Linked DNA regions of Homo sapiens: all the other regions are linked to region 2. The links are chromatin contacts, found by Hi-C or POLR2A ChIA-PET in ENCODE. All regions are on one chromosome and are shown on one strand. Each heading gives the region's core, a stretch centred on a gene start or an enhancer-like site at or near the end of the contact. The rest is flanking DNA. Distances are from core to core; before and after follow the strand shown.

Region 1 (3,359 bases), core at 632-3,131, 510 kb before region 2:
ATGTACATGTTTTGTGTTCAACATGATTATGGAGTGTTCTAGTTTTGTCTTGATCCGTCACAATCAGTCTGATGTTGGTGTTTTATGAAATTGTTTATGCTCAACAGGAACACCAAGACCTAGCTGTGAGTGTCAGGCCAATTTTTTTTTCTCTTTCTCACATTTCAATAAGCATGAAACATCTCATTCTTGGCTGAAGGATCTACATCCCTTTGACACAGAGAAGCAGCCTTGATTTCCATCCCAGGTGCAGAGCTTCAGCTAACGATTACATTCCACATCGATCTTAACCTTGTAGTTTCCACAGAAATGACCCTGGGTCCCCTTTGCAGTCCACGCCAGATTAGGACTCCACACACAGCTGTGCTGTGCTTTGAGCATATCAAACACCGGTTCACTTAAATTTCACCTGAATTCGACTCTTTCCCAAATCATATAACAATTATTTTAGTGACTGTCAATAAACTTGACTTTGGTGGAATTACAGGTTTGTCCACTGATCTGAGGCTGATTGGGCTAGAACAAAACTATATACGGTATAATAGATATAAATGTTATGGAAAAAAATAAAAGCAAGGAAAAAGAAGTGTTGGGAAAGGGACAGTTTGTGATTTAAGTAAGGTGCTCAGGGAAGGCCTCACGAATAAAGTGACATCGGAGCAGAGACCTGAAGGAAGTGGGGAATTTTAAAATCAGCTTAATATCTGGGAAAAGGGGCATTCCAGGAAGAGGGAAGAGTTAGTATAAAGGCTCTGAGGACAGGCATACAGGGCGTGTTGCAACCACACTGTTTTTTAACGAAGTCTCACACTGCTGCCCAGGCTAGAGAGCAATGGCGTGATCTCGGCTTACTGCAACCTCTGCCTCCCAGGTTCAAGCGATTCTACTGGCTCAGCCTCCCGAGTGGCTGGGATGACAGGCGCCCCCCACCACGCCAGGCTAATTTTTTGTATTTTTAATAGAGAAGGGGGTTTCACTATATTGGCCAGGCTAGTCTCGAACTCCTGACCTCGTGATCCCTCCGTCTAGGCCTCCCAAAGTGCTGGCATTACAGGTGTGAGCCACCGCGCCCAGCCGCAACCACACTTTCTTAGTGAGACCCACCCTGACAACCTCTTTAATTCTGGAACCTACCCCTGCCCCCATTGGTACTCTCTAATCCCACTTTGCTTTTCTCCACACAACTTTTCAAGATATAATTCCGTGTCGGCCGGGCGTGGTGGCTCATGCCTGTAATCCCAGCACTTTGGGAGGCCGAGGCCGGCGGATCACGAGGTCGGGAGATCAAGACCATCCTGGCTAACACGGTGAAACCCCGTCTCTACTAAAAATACAAAAAATTAGCCGGGCGTGGTGGCGGGCGCCTGTAGTCCCAGCTACACTCGGGAGGCTGAGGCAGGAGAATGGCGTGAACCCAGGAGGCGGAGACTGTAGTGAGCCGAGATCGCGCCACTGCACTCCAGCCTGGGCGACAGGGCAAGACTCCGTCTCAATTAAATAATAATAATAATAATAATAATAATAATAATAATAATAAATTCCCTGTCCTTTGTTTTTGTTCATCGATGTAGCCCAAGCTCCCAGGAGTGTGGGGCATACAGAAGGCGCTTGACAGCCACGTGTGGAGAAAAGGAGCCCGGGGCTGGGCAGAGAGCGAGGCCAAGGGAAGAAGAATACTCGGTCGCGTGGAGCCTTGGGGGCCCACTGGGAGGGCTCGGGCGCCACGCAGATCTGCGCGGAATGAGCCGCCAGAGGCCGCTGGCAGTCGCACAGAGAAGCCCATCGTTTCCTACCACCTGGGACTCGACGGACGTCTACGCGCGTGCGCAGCGGTCCCATCGAGGCACCCGCCTCATTGGCTGTGGCTGGCTCGCAAAAGTGGCATTGCGCATGCGCGCTTCCTTGCGCGAGCCGGGCTGTCGGGTGTGTTTTGCTCTCCAGCCTCCGTCGTCTCTGCAGCACTCCGGGTTCTCCTCCAGAGCGCTAGTCCCAGGAGCTCGGAATGTTCGTGGAACTTAATAACCTGCTTAACACCACCCCCGACAGGGCGGAGCAGGTAAGAGGTCCCGCTGGCCGGAAGGGGGCGGGACCTGGCAGGGCAGCGGAATACTGCATCCGGGAGGCGGTGCGCACGACCCCGGGGAATGGCGCGACGACCCGGCACGGGGTACCTGGGAGTTGTAGTCCGCAGAGGATCGACCCGGGGATTGGACTGGAGGCTTGGGCCCGCCGAAAGTGGGCTTCTGGGCCATCTCGCATATTCTCAACGGCTGTGCGTGTCCTTAAAAGTCCCTGGGAAGCGGCCGGGCGCGGTGGCTCACCCCTGTAATCCCAGCAGTTTGGGAGGCCGAGGCGGGTGCATCATCTAAGGTCAAGAGTTCGAGACAAGTCTGGCCAAGATGGTGAAACCCCCGTCTCTACGAAAAATACAAAAATTAGCCGGGCGTGGTGGCTCATGCCTGTAATCTCAGCTACTCGGGAGGCTGAGACAGGAGAATTGCTTGAACCCGGGAGGCGGAGGTTGCAGTGACCCGAGATCTCGCCACCGCACTCCAGCCTGGGCGACAGAGCGGGACTCCACCTCAAAAAAAAAAAAAAAAAGTACCTGGGAAGCATGGCCGACAGTGGGGTTGGGTTATATTCGCGGACGTGAACTGTGGCGCGCTGTGCATGTTCACTGGGGTGGGGGGTCCCAGGCGCTCAGAGGAGACTGCAGAATAGGCCCGAGAGGAGAGGGGAGTTCGTTTCGCCGCCGTCTTCATGGGCGAGCTTCCTAACCGCCACCTCGCCCCGGAGCAATTGGCACATTGTATTGAACGCTGCTGTTCTTCTTACTCTTCCTCCTTGTGATCTCTAATAGAACTGTTAGAAGCAGGACAGAGCCAAATTGGCTTGGACCAAGTCCGTCTTGGGCACCCCAGGCTGGCCTGTTCTCTCCACCCTCCTCACACTCCGGGGTACCTTGAAACCTTTCACATTTTAACGTAGGAGTAACCTCTTTCAGGAGTGTATCTTTTGGCTTATTTATTTATTTATTTATTTTTGATGGAGTCTCGCTCCCTCGCCTGGGCTGGAGTGCACTGGCGCGATCTCGGCTCCCTGCAACCTCACCTCCCGGGTTCAAGTGATTCTCCTTATTCAGCCTCCCAAGTAGCTGGGATTGCAGGCGTGCGCTACCACACCGGGCTAATTACTTGGCTGATTTTTTTTTGTATTTTTTGTTAGAGACGGGGTTTCACCATGTTGGCCAGGCTGGTCTGGAACTCCTGACCTCAGGTGATCCGCCCGCCTCTGCCTCCCAAAGTGCTGGGATTACAGGCGTGAGCCACCACGCCCAGCCTGGTTTATTCATAATCTTT
Region 2 (3,781 bases), core at 219-2,718:
GGCCCCTCAGCCGGCGAGGGGCGGGACTTCCGCCCGCCAATCCCTGAGGGGGTAACATCGCCCGCCAATCCCTGAGCTGGGCAGGGTGGGCCCCGCTCACCCCCCTGGGCTGCCCACCCCGGGGTGTTCCCGCCGACTTCTGGGCGGGGCCTCCCGGGCCAGGCCTGCCGGGGGCGGGGCCCGAGCAGCCGGACTGGCCAGGTTCAGCGCGCCTCAGTAGGGTTGTATTCCGTCTCTCCCGAGGACACCTGGGAGATGCGCCGCGAGGACCGCCACAGCTTCCGCGCGAACTGGCTGCTGCGCACCTGGTGGGCGTAAGGGTTGAGTAGGATCAGCTGGGATCGCCGCGCCACGCCCCGCCCCGTTCGAGGGGCCTCCCCACCCCCGCCCCATCCTCACCTCAGAGGGCTGCCCCGCGACCACCACGATGAGCTTGCCATCCTCCAGGCCCACCAGCACGTGGCTGCGCTCCTTGGTCACGGCCACGCTGCGGATGGCCACCTTCATGGGCAAGGGAGGCGCGGCCGGGAGCAGTCTGGAAGGGAGAGGGGATATACACCAACTTGCGACTGCAAGGGGGCTTTGCGACCAGCAGATATCCCTTATCCCATATACCCTCTCTGTCCTCATTTTAAGGATGGTTAAATTGAAATTCTTATACACAAAGAAATCTCCCACAACTGTGGCTAAGCGGAGGCCCAGGGCAAGACCTCCCCATGGGAAGATGAAGGGACAGGTAACAAACCTTGAAATATGTGCCCACAAACATGTATGGTGTGTGGGTTCCTAGGGCCTTTATCCTACACCAATGACCACCACCTTCAGGGGCCATGAACCCATAAATGGGGGGCTTACGTGTTTAGTTGGAGGATGTGCAGGGCGCACTGGGCGGTGCCCAGCAACACAAAGTCCTCTGTCACCGTCAGGGCTGTAGGCTGCTCTGCCAGGGGCAGTGAAGCCCGCAACTTCCCATTGACTGAATACAGGTGCAAGGAGTAGGTGACCTGGAGGAAGCAGGGAGTGTCAGCAAGGACAGGATCCCAACTGCCCCTCCATCTTTGCTGGGCACCCCTTCCCCATACCTGGGCCCCAGGACGTTCCCACGCTGAGCTCTGTACCACAATCTGGCCTTCGGACCCCAATGCCAGGTGGAAAATAGGTCCAGGGAATGTGGCACCCAGAGGCCGTAGTGCCGCTACAAACTGTCCGCGGCGTACAGTGTGTATGATCACAGTTCCATCCTGCAGGAAGGCAACTTAGGGTCCTGGGCAGGAGTCTGGGCTCCAGGGGGATTGCCCAGGAAACTCACCCTCCCCAGGGCACATGCATACACACACCTCAGATCCAGACACAGCCATGTCAAGTTCAGTGCTGATGGCCACACAGCTCACTGCAGCCCCATGCCCATACAGGACCTGCACAGGCTTTGGTGCCAGGCCTACTGACAGACCACCCTGTGGAGGACCAGGGTTGGCTTAGGACTGTCCCCTGAGGCTCAGGAAATGAAGGCCTTGTCCAAGACTAGAGGAGGACAGGACTGGAAGGCCACTGAGGGACGGATGGGCTGCAGGTCTGGGCTACGGGGGCCCCACAGAGCTGCCCACGAGGCACACCTGATGCAGGAGCCGCCACACCATGCACGTGGTGTCCCGGGAGCCTGAGATGAGGTAGATGCCACAGGTGTCCAGTGCAAGGCAGGTTACTACATCTGCATGGGAAGGGGAGGGTACAGGCAGAACGGAGGAGTCACATCCGCCCTGGCCAGCCTCAGAACCCGGCCCCATACCTGTGTGCCTCATTCTCCCCAGCTCCAAGGCTGTTCATACCAAGGTGGCAGCTGAGCTGGCTCAACAGCTTGCCACGGGGTAGTGCAGTCACCCGCAGGCTGCCATCCCAGTGGCCACCGCTGAATAGCAGCTTTCCATCCGGGGCCACTGCCAGTGCTTGTCCACTCACACCACTGCCTGGCACCCACGGGCCACTCAGCAGTCGCTGCGTCCTGACCCAGTGAGGGGGATAGCAAGTGAGGCCAGGCCACATGGAAGAGACCCAGGCCCTCAGGGAGCCTGGCCAGACCTTTCCCCTGCAGCTGGCCTACATTCTGATTAGGGAGGGGAATAATTCCGGGTGCAGGGCATTTGTAGCCCACCCCACCCACAGCCCTCTGTCCTACTTGTGGCTGCCCATGGTGGGGTCTTTGCTGAAGCTGAAGTAGTTGCTTATGTTGCGGTCATAGGGCAACCAGCTGTGGGTGCCCAGCAGCCCACTGGCACTCACAGTCACCTGCAGGCAGGAGGGGGCAGAGGTGGGTTTCTGGCAGAGGCAAGGGGGAGTGGAGCTGAGCTGGGGCTCTGCACAATGCACTTACCAACAGGTCTGGGGAACCCTGGGTGATGAAGGAGTGGGGCTGCCGGTGGGGGACCAGGGCTAGCACCAGGGGTACACCATCACTGACAACCTGCAGGGGCAAGGGCAGGCCTAGCTATGCCTGAGTACTATCAGATTACACTATCTGCTCCCTGAAGCATCATCCCTTCCTTTACTGTCAGTCCCCAGGGGTCATAGAGTAGGTGTCACAGATGCAGAGGTTCCCTCCAAGAAACAGGCAGAGACTTTAGGAGGGCATCTCAGAAAGTGGGTGAGAAGCTGGGACAGACATGGAAGATGCTTCCAGAGTATCACACTTAGTTTCAACTTGGTCCTCTCACCCTGTTATTCCTTGTCCCCCTAGCCCAAAGGCAGGAAGAGAGGGAAACCTAAAAAAAAAGTCAGGCCTGGGGGCAACATTCAGGAATGTTCCTGTCTAGGAAGGCGATGGAAGGGGTCCAAGGACAGATCTCCCTCCTGATCTCCCTAAGGCTTTCAGAGCTTGTTGAGTCGACACTTTATCCTGGCCCTGATGAAGAAGGCACCCCTCCTGCCCCCATACTCTTCCCATGTTTAGCTCATTTTCTAAGGTGCCTTGAAATCAGTGACCTTGATTAGGATTCCCATCTGCCCCACGTGGTTGGTAAGGACAGTGGGGTTAAACCCATTTCACAGAATATAAAGTTGAGGTCTTGTCTTCCTTTCACCTCTGCGAAGAATGCCTTGAGTTCGTCCAGGTGCTGGAAGATGCTAGGTGAGTTAGTGTCCAGGCGTGCAAGGCGATGGGCTGCTTCCTCAGCTGAGAGCCGAGTTGGATGTGGCTCCTGTGGGTAAGTGGCTGGTCAGCACCATGGCATGGGCATCCCTGGCCACTATCCTCTAAGCTGGCCTTACCTTCAGCAGCTGACAGGGAGTCTGCCCAAAGTTGCTGATAATGCCCTCCAGAGCCTTCCGTTCCCGCTCATCTGTCACATGGTCCAGGTCTACAGCCCCTGGGAAGGCAGGCAGAGCAGTCAGGGCTCCCTGCGTGCCCTCTGCATCCACCCGACCTGATCTTGTCCTGGCCCTGACTGGAGTCCAGCGCACTGCCCACCCTCATAGGTGCAGTAATAGAAGACATTGAGGGCCTCCTCGGCGGCTGGCCCCCGCTGCTTGTAGCCAAAGATGAGGTCGATCCACTCGTGTAGGTGTGCAGACACATACTCCGACTCCTGAGAGTAGGGAGGCAGCAATCAGTGCAGGGACAGCTGACCCCCCATGATCTTCAGAACCCCGGCTGCCTGCCGTTTGCCTGTGGTTCCTTCCTCACCAGAGCCTGGCGGTGCTGCTGGATGAAGTCCTCAGGAGAGCTGGCCCACGGGGGTAGCACCACATCGCCTACCTTCTCGTTGGTCAGCTGGAGACAGCCCAGGTC
Region 3 (3,940 bases), core at 281-2,780, 340 kb before region 2:
ACTTTAAGGTATGTAAACTATGACTCAATGAAACTATTAAAAAATCAGTGACGTAAAAAGGAGGAAGACAAGGGAAGCATGATTAGGTGACATTTGAATGTGGATATACCTGATTGTCCCTAAATTCTTCAAGAAGCTATTGTTCAGCCTCTTCTTCATGTCCATTGTTGTGTCTACAGTAATGGAGAGTCTCACAGAGCTCACCACGTAGCAGGTAAAACAGGTAAACAGGTCACTGCATGGTAGAATATGGCCAAGGGCCAGCACAGCAGATGGAGGAGGAGTGCCACGCTGACCAGAGATGTTTTCATGAAGGTAACATCTAAACTGAGATCCTGAAGACCGCTGCTGGGCAGCTGAGAGGAAGTGTCAGTATCTCAGTGACATTCTATGTCATGCTATGAAGTTTAGGTTTTATGAACTGCAGAACTAAGCTGGGCGTGGTGGCTCACACCTGTAATCTCAACACTTAGGGAGGCCAAGGCGGGAGGATTGCTTGAAGCTAGGCATTCAAGACCAGCCTAGGCAACATAGTGAGACCGATTCTCTACAAAAAATAAAAAAAATAGCCAGGCATGATGGTGCATACCTGCTGTCTCAGCAACTCAGGAGGCTGAGGTGGGAGGATCGCTTGAGCCCAGGAGTTCAAGGCTGCAGTAAGCAATGTTGTGTACTGTTAGGTTATTGTGAGTAGCAATAAAAAGCAGCAGTGCTGGACTTTGGGGTGAAATGGAGTGGGCTCTGCTGTTGGTCATGAGGGGGAAAGGAGTCCAAATAACAAAAACAAAGAAAGAAAGAAAAAAGAAATGGAAAGTCAAGCAGATGAATCCAGTTTGACTTAGCAGTCCACTCTTCACCTATGGGGCTCTTTGGCTCTGGTCAAGGGGGCATAGATTACATGGAAAGGGCTGCTACTACTTTACAAGCAACAGGCCTTTCTCCCAGAGGGCAGAGTTCCCAGATAGTCTGGCTATCTCTTTCAGCATGAAGGCACCTGCTTCTTCACTCTTCCCCTTGCTGCCCAGTCTGCTTTTCCAAGGTCTATGACTGTTGGGAGGAATGCTGCTCCCTTCACAGGTGGAAGACACTGCTGTCCTTAGGCAGACTGGACTGTGAGTGTGGAGATCTGGTCTCAATTTCTCACAATGCCACTGGTTAGCTGGAGTCAGGTCAATTACTTGGCCATTCTGAGGCAGTTTCCTTATGCTAAAATGTTACCTGCTCCGTGGGGATTACTGAGGACCATGTGAGATTCAACTGATAAGAGTGTTTATATGTAAGACATGTCCTGGTGGGGTGTGTGTGGGAGTGATATGCCTTCCAAAAACTTAAAAAAATTAAGTTGCCATCCAGGAGTCCAATGGACAAGATTGATCACAAGCTGACTTTTGGAAAAGTGTGACTGAAGAGTTTCCCAACAGGCAAAACCACACTAACCACAGTGTAATCTTGGAAGAGCAGATCTGGAATGCGGCTGTATTTGGGGAAGTGAAACTGAAGATGGGAGTATAGTTCTCACACTGAAGAGCATGCAAATCACCAAGGAAACTTGCTCACGCCAGAATGCTGAGCTGCACCCCAGCCCTAGGGAACCTGTCTCTAGAGAGGGACTTAGGAACGGATCTGTGGTTTAAACATTTTCCAGTGACTTTTATGTGCACCAAAGTTAAAGCACCTCTCGCCTAGAGCATAAAAAAGGAGCTGGAGATGCTGATTCCAGGCAGTCAACAGGCAGCCACATTCCACTGGGAAACTCTGGAGTTTTAGGGCAGTGAATGGAGAAAAGGGGAAATCCGAGAGTAGGGGCGATCAGGACAGGCACCAATATGCAGTCCCAAAGTGCAAATGAAGTCTTTGCATATTTTTCACCAGAAGTGACTCTCATAAAATAAATCTCTCCAAAGACTACTTTTGCTGTACATCTGGCTTTTCCCTTATATTCACAGAAATATTCCCATTTTGTCCAATATATTTTTTTCAGTGAATCACAATTAAAAAACAAACATGTACTTCTAATATCTGAGAAATAAACCAAGAAAGGACAAGAGCTATTAGGAGTGTTCTCTTTATTTCTCTTTGGTTTCTTAACACAAAAGACATGCATTCTATAAATAAAAGGAACTAAGATTTTCTGGGAAACCATAAATTGGGAGGAATTCCCACAGTCACACCTCTGTGGTCAAGAGGATGGTCTTCAGCCCCCATCTGGCTGTAATCTCTGATGAAATCCAGAAGAGAAGGCCCGTGTGTTATCCAAGAAGGTGAAACACTCAAGGACAGTGAATGCCACAGTCCTCTGCTCAGAGCTGGGCTAGGCCCCAAGGCCCACTGAGTACAATGTCTACCCTATCTCCTTGTTACATCCTTTTTACAATATCCTTGGGTGATGCTTCTTTTCATGGGGCTATTGGAAAGGCTCCAACACCAAAGAGCCAGACCAGCCATTTACGAATAGCCATTCACCATCGGACTGAGGAACCTACTGGGAGAGTGTGAATATGTTGGTGTTTCCTGACTTGTGCTCAGAGCCCAGATCAAAACACTGGCTTGATCTTACTTTGAAACATCGACCTCAGGTGCAGCAGTGTAAATTCTACACCAGGAGGTGGGATTGGACTCAGGAAGTCCACTACAAGAGCAGCAGGCCATGGTAGAAAATGATCTGCCATACCCAGTGGCAAAATCTGGGCCAGTATCCTAAGGACCCACTCAGTAGCCCACAGACCGATTCTTAATACCTTCACAATCCAGGCTTGTTGGTGCTACTTCAAATTCACAAAAGAAAGGGGCTTATAATAAGACAAGCACTGATACACTCCTAACAGGAAATGCACACCCCACCCACCTTCCGAGTCTACCCCTACAGGCAAACCAGGAAGGAGGGAGAAATGCTGGAGCCCTACCACGAGCCCAGGTTAAACGACATCCGATATCAGATTGTTGAGACGTTAAAAATAAAAATATCATTTTCAAGTGCTTGTAGCAGAGGCCTAGCTCCTAAGTTGTAGGTAACAAAGGTACTTCCCTCTGAATACATGGCGATTGCACACACTGGTAAACCTGACGGTCCTGGGGTGGGGGAGACACCCCAGGCTCCACATTGTGCCTTTCTGAACAGGCTTCCAGGCCACCCCAGGCAGGCAGCAAAGGATAGGAAACCAAGCAGGTGGAGACTGGAGCCCTAAGACTCAGTCTTGGGTTACAGGAATTGAATCTTCTTTTAGTCTCTACTGGAAGAATTTTAGAAAACCAATTTTGGCAGCAGCAGTTGAAGGACAGCCCCACTGCCCAGTGCACTGGCAAGAGAAAATGTCCTCCTCTTTGAGTCCCGCTGTGCTACATTAGGTCCTATCCAGGGAGGAGGAAGCAATATGAAATCTTTCCAAAAGGTAAAGGTCATTTGCCAAGATTAGAGGAAGAAATATAAAATCTGTTCTTTGCAGCAGCAAGAGATTCTTTCGGCCTTTAGTTCTTTATGTCATAAAAGCCAGCTGTGCTTGAATGTAAAGGTCCACCTTGCTGGTCAGTCTGCCCAGGGCTGGAGGGAGGCCAGACTCTTGGGATTGGCGAGTGGATGGAGGAGCAGTGGAATGGCAGAGCAGACAAGGTTACCAGACCAAGCCCGCCCACAGCTGGTAGAAGGAAGCCCTGGTTAGGTTCTAGAGGTGCATATGGTCAACGTGCCCCAGAAGCATCACAATGAGGGAAATCATCCAAGAACGAGATTGATGGGCAAGTGAGAATCTGGCCAGACCTGCTGTTTCCTGCTGGTCAAAAAAGGAAGCAATGTTAGTGAGAGTGGGGAATCTGAATGAGCGCCATGGTGGCAGTAGGAGGTAATCACAGGGGCGCCTGGAGCCCCCAGCCACAGCTAGGAGCCCCCACCAAGAAGAGTGGCAGTAATTCAGCAGATAGCCTAACTCTCTACGCCTATGATTTT

The links. A loop is a pair of places that touch in the nucleus more often than their neighbours do. ChIA-PET counts read pairs that join two places held with the same protein, here RNA polymerase II (POLR2A). Pooled maps may share reads with other maps.
Region 1: a loop to region 2 is called in a map of naive thymus-derived CD4-positive, alpha-beta T cell, with 29 times the contacts of the local background. The contact joins the promoter of ELP6 here to the enhancer-like site in region 2. A Hi-C loop is called at or near these places in 1 of 168 maps with a recorded cell type or tissue (naive thymus-derived CD4-positive, alpha-beta T cell) and 7 of 50 pooled maps. POLR2A ChIA-PET finds 5 or more read pairs at or near these places in 1 of 52 experiments (activated CD4-positive, alpha-beta T cell).
Region 3: a loop to region 2 is called in a pooled map, with 2.9 times the contacts of the local background. The contact joins two enhancer-like sites. A Hi-C loop is called at or near these places in 1 of 168 maps with a recorded cell type or tissue (heart right ventricle), 1 of 37 single-sample maps with no recorded cell type and 2 of 50 pooled maps. POLR2A ChIA-PET finds 5 or more read pairs at or near these places in 4 of 52 experiments (CD8-positive, alpha-beta memory T cell, H1, HEK293 and 1 more).

What each region holds. Positions count from the first base shown.
Region 1 is chr3:47,512,234-47,515,592 of GRCh38, reverse strand. It overlaps ELP6 (elongator acetyltransferase complex subunit 6), which reads left to right and starts at 1,881. Exons shown (of 7, transcript NM_001031703.3): 1 at 1,881-2,056. The coding sequence starts at 2,003. RefSeq lists enhancers at 1,917-2,026, 2,357-2,466.
Region 2 is chr3:47,005,743-47,009,523 of GRCh38, reverse strand. It overlaps NBEAL2 (neurobeachin like 2), which reads right to left. Exons shown (of 54, transcript NM_015175.3): 42 at 3,677-3,781; 43 at 3,461-3,578; 44 at 3,262-3,359; 45 at 3,075-3,191; 46 at 2,369-2,458; 47 at 2,174-2,283; 48 at 1,827-1,999; 49 at 1,614-1,708; 50 at 1,338-1,454; 51 at 1,083-1,241; 52 at 856-1,004; 53 at 400-535; 54 at 1-305. The coding sequence ends at 204. Among named protein-coding and RNA genes, the nearest start is that of NBEAL2, 28 kb to the right of the region's middle. RefSeq lists an enhancer at 1-265 and a silencer at 1-404. Within about 2 kb of position 1,468, at least 3 of the 41 ENCODE cell types and tissues checked have a DNase peak (open chromatin) inside an H3K27ac peak, as active enhancers do.
Region 3 is chr3:47,344,926-47,348,865 of GRCh38, reverse strand. KLHL18 (kelch like family member 18) reads right to left here. Exons shown (of 10, transcript NM_025010.5): 10 at 2,050-3,940. Among named protein-coding and RNA genes, the nearest start is that of PTPN23, 34 kb to the left of the region's middle. Within about 2 kb of position 1,530, at least 4 of the 41 ENCODE cell types and tissues checked have a DNase peak (open chromatin) inside an H3K27ac peak, as active enhancers do.